2 separate regions of the Homo sapiens genome follow, and region 1 is linked to region 2. The links are chromatin loops, found by intact Hi-C in ENCODE. Cell type or tissue: heart right ventricle. All regions are shown on one strand. Links, peaks and the distances in the headings refer to the core of each region. The heading gives the core; the rest is flanking DNA.

Evidence for each region. Hi-C counts contacts between places; a loop is a spot of excess contacts. Peaks named below come from ENCODE experiments on the same cell type or tissue, not always from the same donor. Only the 100,000 strongest peaks of a DNase experiment are listed, where the experiment ranks them.
Region 1: it touches region 2 in a loop (2.1-fold over the local background); 1 of 110 quality-filtered maps calls a loop at or near these places.

Annotation. Positions count from the first base shown.
Region 1 is chr17:27,663,357-27,666,160 of GRCh38, forward strand. It overlaps the pseudogene NOS2P1. Among named protein-coding and RNA genes, the nearest start is that of LGALS9, 34 kb to the left of the region's middle. In heart right ventricle, for the core only: no CTCF peak of the experiment used is centred there; no DNase peak of the experiment used is centred there.
Region 2 is chr17:27,583,653-27,586,456 of GRCh38, forward strand. KSR1 (kinase suppressor of ras 1) reads left to right here. Exons shown (of 21, transcript NM_001394583.1): 5 at 2,005-2,009. Among named protein-coding and RNA genes, the nearest start is that of LGALS9, 46 kb to the right of the region's middle. In heart right ventricle, for the core only: no CTCF peak of the experiment used is centred there; no DNase peak of the experiment used is centred there; H3K27ac peaks cover 668 bases.

The DNA.
Region 1 (2,804 bases), core at 169-2,668, 80 kb after region 2:
CATCTGCCCACCTCAGCCTCCCAAATTGCTGGGATTACAGGCATGCGCCACAGTGTCTGGCCATTATGAATGCCAATATTGACATGATCTTCTTGTATCCTCATGACCACACTGGAAGAGGTCTGATTGTTCCCTTTTCCTGTTGTGGAACCACATGGAGGAGGCCTGGGCTTTGGAACCAAGCCTGCCCCGATGCAAGCTGATGCTCCTAAGCACCACTGCTGAGTGACGCTCTGCATGAGTGATGAGTTCCCTAAATGACTGGGGCCAACCATAGCAGTAAAGAGCTATGGAGATACTGAGTGGATCCAAAGTGGATCTGCCACTGTGTGGTGCCTGTCCCTAGGCTCTCTATGGCTGTGAGACTGAAACAGACACAGTAGTTAAAAGGTGACCTAGGTAGTCAGTGGGGGAGACCTTAAACTAGAAGCTCCCTAAGGGCAGGGGGGTATCTGTGCCACCTTCTCCCCCAGAGTTGTGTGCACAAGGTGGAGCTCTTCTAAGGGCCTGAGGGAGAGCAGCAGTGACCTAAGCCCTCAGGCCTGTGGCCCTGGCTCATGCCTGGGACCACATCTACAGGACCAGGGGCAGAGGTCATGGCACCTGGGACACCCAGCACAGATGTCCTAGGTTGAATGCACCCTGTCATGTCCCTGCTGTGGAGCAGCTCTGGCTGGGAACCGACCTTGAAGGTTTGCATGGCCCAGCTGCGGAAGGCATCCTCTGCCCACTGACCTCATCCTCTTCCCCCATCGGGGTGAGCTGAGAGGCCCCCAGGTGGGACAGCTACTGGGTGAGGTCATGAGCAAAGGCACAGAACTGAGGGTACTTGCTGGAGCTGAGGCCAAACATGGCATACCTGCCCAAGGAAACACACAGAGACTCATGTCCCATGCAAGCAACACCTGGCACCCAGCACCCAGCACCAACAGCCTGGAGGGCCAGCCACAGACTCTCCCCATCCAGCTGGAGCATGGAGCTGCAGCCCCTTCTAGTCCTCCCAACCCCTGAGCCTTGTCACCAACTCCCATGACCACCCCATGCTTGGCCTGCAGACCCGTGAGAGGGACTTGGTTTCTGTGGCTTGACCCGTGACACACTCCGAGGGCAAACCTCTGGCCCAGGGTCCCTCTGTGCCTGGTCAGCTCTGAGAAGACCCCGTATGCGCACCCAGTTCCATCCCCTGAGCCAGACTTTGGGTCCTCAGGGCAAGGTTAGAAGTTGCAGGAGGAGGGAAAAAGCTTTACCTGAATTTGTTGGTGAGCTCTTTCAGCATGAAGAGGGATTTCTTCAGTTTCTAGAAAGAGAGGAAATGACAGAGTTCTCAGGCCAAGATGAAAAAAAACACCGCTTTTTCCATTCCTCTGGAAAACTGGCCACAGATGGCAGGAGATGGCTCCTGGCCCACAATGGAAGTTGGTTTACATATGGGGCCACCTGGCCAAGGACCTGGTTGTCAGGTGAGAATTTTAGCTTGTCTCTCACTCCAGCTAAACTGTAGCAACTTGTGTGGGCCCTGTCCCCTGGTGGGAGACCCAGAATAGCCTGGCCCCCTCCCATCCAGCCCTGGGCATCTCCAGAGGGCCTCCTAATAGGCCGTGATTCTGTCTTCTTGTTTGGAACCTGGTAAAAGCAACAACAGTTGGTCCTACAGTCTCTGAAATAAGGCTGGCTTTCCAGGAAGCCAAGATGATTCCAGGAGGTATGTGACCCAGCAGAACTAGCGTCAAATCCCATGGTGAGTATTTACTCCCTTTTCCATAATTTATTTTTTAGTTATTCCCCTTCAATTACATTTTCATTCTTTTGAGCCCTGGAGAGACAGTCTTGAGTTGGTGCTAATAGACCTTTAATGCCTCTCTCATTGCCTAGTACTCTTTTAAAAAACAAAGAAGGAGCAGGCCTTGGCCAGGGAATAGTATCTAGCTAAAATTCATTAACTTCATTTTGTTTTCATTGAATTTAAGTTTTGCTGCTTTCCATTTGTGAGAGTGACACAAGTTTCCTTTAAACATGAATTTGTAAATACAAACAGGTAGGCCATTCACAGAAATATATTAAATATGTCATAGGAAAGGGGGCACTCCCATATGGCAATAATTACAATGGAGGCCGGCAAATGACCTGAGTGACCCAGATGGCCTGAGCACTGACTCCCAAATGCCCTCTGTAGGACCTGCTTCATTCCCCGGACCCTTTCCTGGGTCCTCCCACACCCTACAACCTCCTAGACCAGCCAGACCTCAGGCCACCCACCTCTCCATTGCTGGGGAAGTCTCCATTCCCAAATGTGGTGGTCTCCACCAGCAACAGCTGTGCCTCCCTGTACTTGTCCATGCAGAGAACCTGGATGGTACCCAGGTGGACATCAGCCCTCAGCTCCCAGTAGATGCTCTGGGCTCCCTCCCACACCTCCCCCAGGCCAGGGCTTCTGTGCTCATCTGTCTCTTCCAGTGCCCGGCACAGGTGTGGCACGGAGGAGGTGAGTGAACAGATTTGAACACATTGTCCTCGGTTCTCCTTCCTTGCTCAAGCCCTGAAGCTAACCCGTCAGGAAGCCCTGGATGCTCTGCCTGTAAAATACTGCCTATCCTATGTCCAAGCTCCTCTCAGCACATCCATTGCTATTTACAGTTTTGTGTGTGTGGAAATATTTCCACGAAATTGGAATGAGCAGGTCACAGCTGTGCCTGGAGGGAATGGCTGGGGAAATGTGCCCTCGCCTTGCTGTTCTATCCAGGCCCACCCAGCTGAGGATGGGGGACCTGCCACCACTCTCCTGGCAGTTCCGGAGTCCTGGGAGC
Region 2 (2,804 bases), core at 63-2,562:
AGAAACCACTAGTGACTGTCAGATACCATACCATCTACTCTGTCCCATGACTTGTTTTTTCAACTTCCCTTGGTATCTCTGAGAACATCATGTCAGTACATCTTGGAATGTTTTACTCTTTTGTTTAGTTTTTGACTTACAAATTTTTCTATCTATATATTTTGAACAAGTGAGACAGTCACATGGTCCAAAGCGCAGCAGCTCTGTGGCTTCTCAGGGTACGTGGTGAAAACTCTACCCCACCATTTTTATTCAGTCACAGGGTTCCCCTTTCAGGAGCCAACCAGGCTAGCAGTTTTGTGTATGTCTATAATTAATTAAACCCCATTTGTTTGACTTGTTCATATTATTTCGTTGTATAGTTTATCTTGTCCCTTCTTGATGGGCGTTAGATCATTGTCTTTTTTGTTACAAAGATTGCCCTTGTCAGTATACCCTTGGCAGCACAGAAAGAAAGGGAGTGTTTTCCTTGGGTGCCTCTTACCTTCTTGTACCCCTGAGGATTGGGGCACCTGGTTTCTCTCCTCGGCATGGGCACCCCTTTCCTACGCTTGATCTTAGCCAAAAGGCCGAGAAGCAATAAGGGCACCCTTTTTCTAGGGGGTTCCTTGGGCCCTGGTGTATCTTGGGCCTTGGAGTCATCTTTGGAACGGGCCTGATCCCCTCTCCCAGTGCATGCTGTTAGGGTCCTTTATGGGATGGAGCCTGGACAGCTCCGATGGGTTTGAGTATGCTGCCCAAGGAGGAGAGATCCAGGTGTCACCGACCCTGCTGCTCCCACTCGGGCTGTCCTGCTGGGGCCTGGGTCCCACCCAGAAGGGGCTGTAGAATGCAGTGATGATGGCCACACGAACATGGGTCAGTCAGAGGAGGCCTCACAGTGGGCTCAACCCAGTCCCTGTGTTTCTGTCTTCTCCCAAGAAGAGCATTAGGAAAGCTGTGGTCTCATTCCCATGCTAGAAGGTGGCAGGGACACAGCTTCAGGCAGATGACACAACTAGCCTCAAACTCCAGCCAGTGACTGAGCCTCAGACCCTGGGATTCTGAGTCCAGTCCCTGCAGAGCTACCAGAACCAGCACTGACGTGACGCTCAGGCCACCTCGCTGTTCTGGTGACCCCTGAGTGCTCTGCTTCCTCCAGCTCCATGTGTTCTCAGGGGCAGTGGCTGCCCCCTGGGGAGGCTCAGGGTGTGTCCCTGCCTGACTCTCCTTTCAGGGGCTACCTCTGCTCTGCACAGCTGTTATCTCTGCCCTCCTGTCCAGCCACACCCTTGCCAACTGATAGTTATTTTTTCTTTTTCTGAGAAGGAGTCTTGCTCTGCTGCCCAGGCTGGAGTGCAGTGGCGCAATCTCGGCTCACTGCAACCTCCACCTCCCGGATTCAAGCGATTCTCCTGCCTCAGCCTCCCGAGTAGCTGGGATTACAGGCATGTGCCACCACACCTGGCTAATTTTTGTATTTTTAATAGACACAAGGTTTCATCACCTTGGCCAGGCTGGTCTTGAATTCCTGACCTAGGTGATCCACTCGTGTCAGCCTCTCAAAGTTCTGGGATTACAGGCATGAGCCACCAGGCCTGGTCTCTCCAGCTGACTGACCCCTTTTCTTGCCTGGCTCTGGGCCAGGCTCTCCCACTGTGAGCCATGTGACCTACTGAGCCTCCTGAGGCTCAGTTTTCTTGACTGTGAAATGGGCTGAACTCTAATTACCATGCTTGGTTGCTGGCGAGGCTTACGTAAGCTAATGTATTAAAGTGCACAGCACTGAGTTTAGATGTCCCCTGGGGAGGCCTGGGGAATGCCCTTCTAGTCCTTTCCATTGAGGAAATGTCCCCACAGAGATTGCAGGGGTTCCCAGAGTCAATCAGCCAGTCTGGCCTCAAGCCAGGCCTCAGAGTCCTACGTCCCAGCCCCTTGCCTGCTCCCGCCCAAGGGTAGTGTTCTAGGAACACGCCGAGCCAGCGTGGTGACGTAATCCCCCTCTCTGCTTTTTGTCTCCTCCAGGTTTGGTAAGAGAGATTCATTTCCATCCCCTCTACCACCTGGGAGTCGTGTGTGCGTTGCTGTCCCCATCGGGGGTGGACCTCTTTGACCCACCTCTTAGCCCGTTCAGCCTCTCCATAGTCCAGAAGCAGAGGTGCTGGTGACCACCTCAGGAAATAGCCCTAAGACAGGTGGCCTTAAAGTGACTGGCTGGCTTCAGCCCAGCTGGTGGCTGCTCTCTGAGAATCAGAGACCTTGAGCACATCTCAGCCCACAGGCAGCCCCATGAAGAGCCCTGTCTCCACCTTGCCCTTCCCCACCGAGACTCTCCAGCAGGGACTCTGGCCTGCTGGGCTGCCACGGTAAAGCAGCACCCCTGGGAAGGCGGTGCCATCTGCCTGATTTCGCTAGACTTTAGCCATCTCCAGAACCCCACCTGATGTCCTGGGATCCCACTCTTCAGGAAAGGGACATTCCTGGAGGCAGAAATGTAGCGCAGCTCTGAATGAGGCCCCAAAAGATGGGAGATGCAGAAGCCCCTTTGGGAGGAGAGGACACCTGGGCAACCCTTGACCCCCTTTCCCACCCCCACCTCCAGGTTGGGAGCACGTTCCTGCACGTGGCTATGCTGTGGGGCCTCTCTCATGAGTCAGAGCGGAGGGAGACAGCTGTGCCTCTGGAGTCTGCTTTTAATTGTCTGGAAATGCAGAGATGTCTGGTTTTTGCCTGAGCAAAATAGGAGTTTATTTTTGTACTATCCCGAGCTGGCTAAGGAGAGTCACGTAGCTGTGGGCGGGGTCTTGGGGATGAGGAGGGGTACA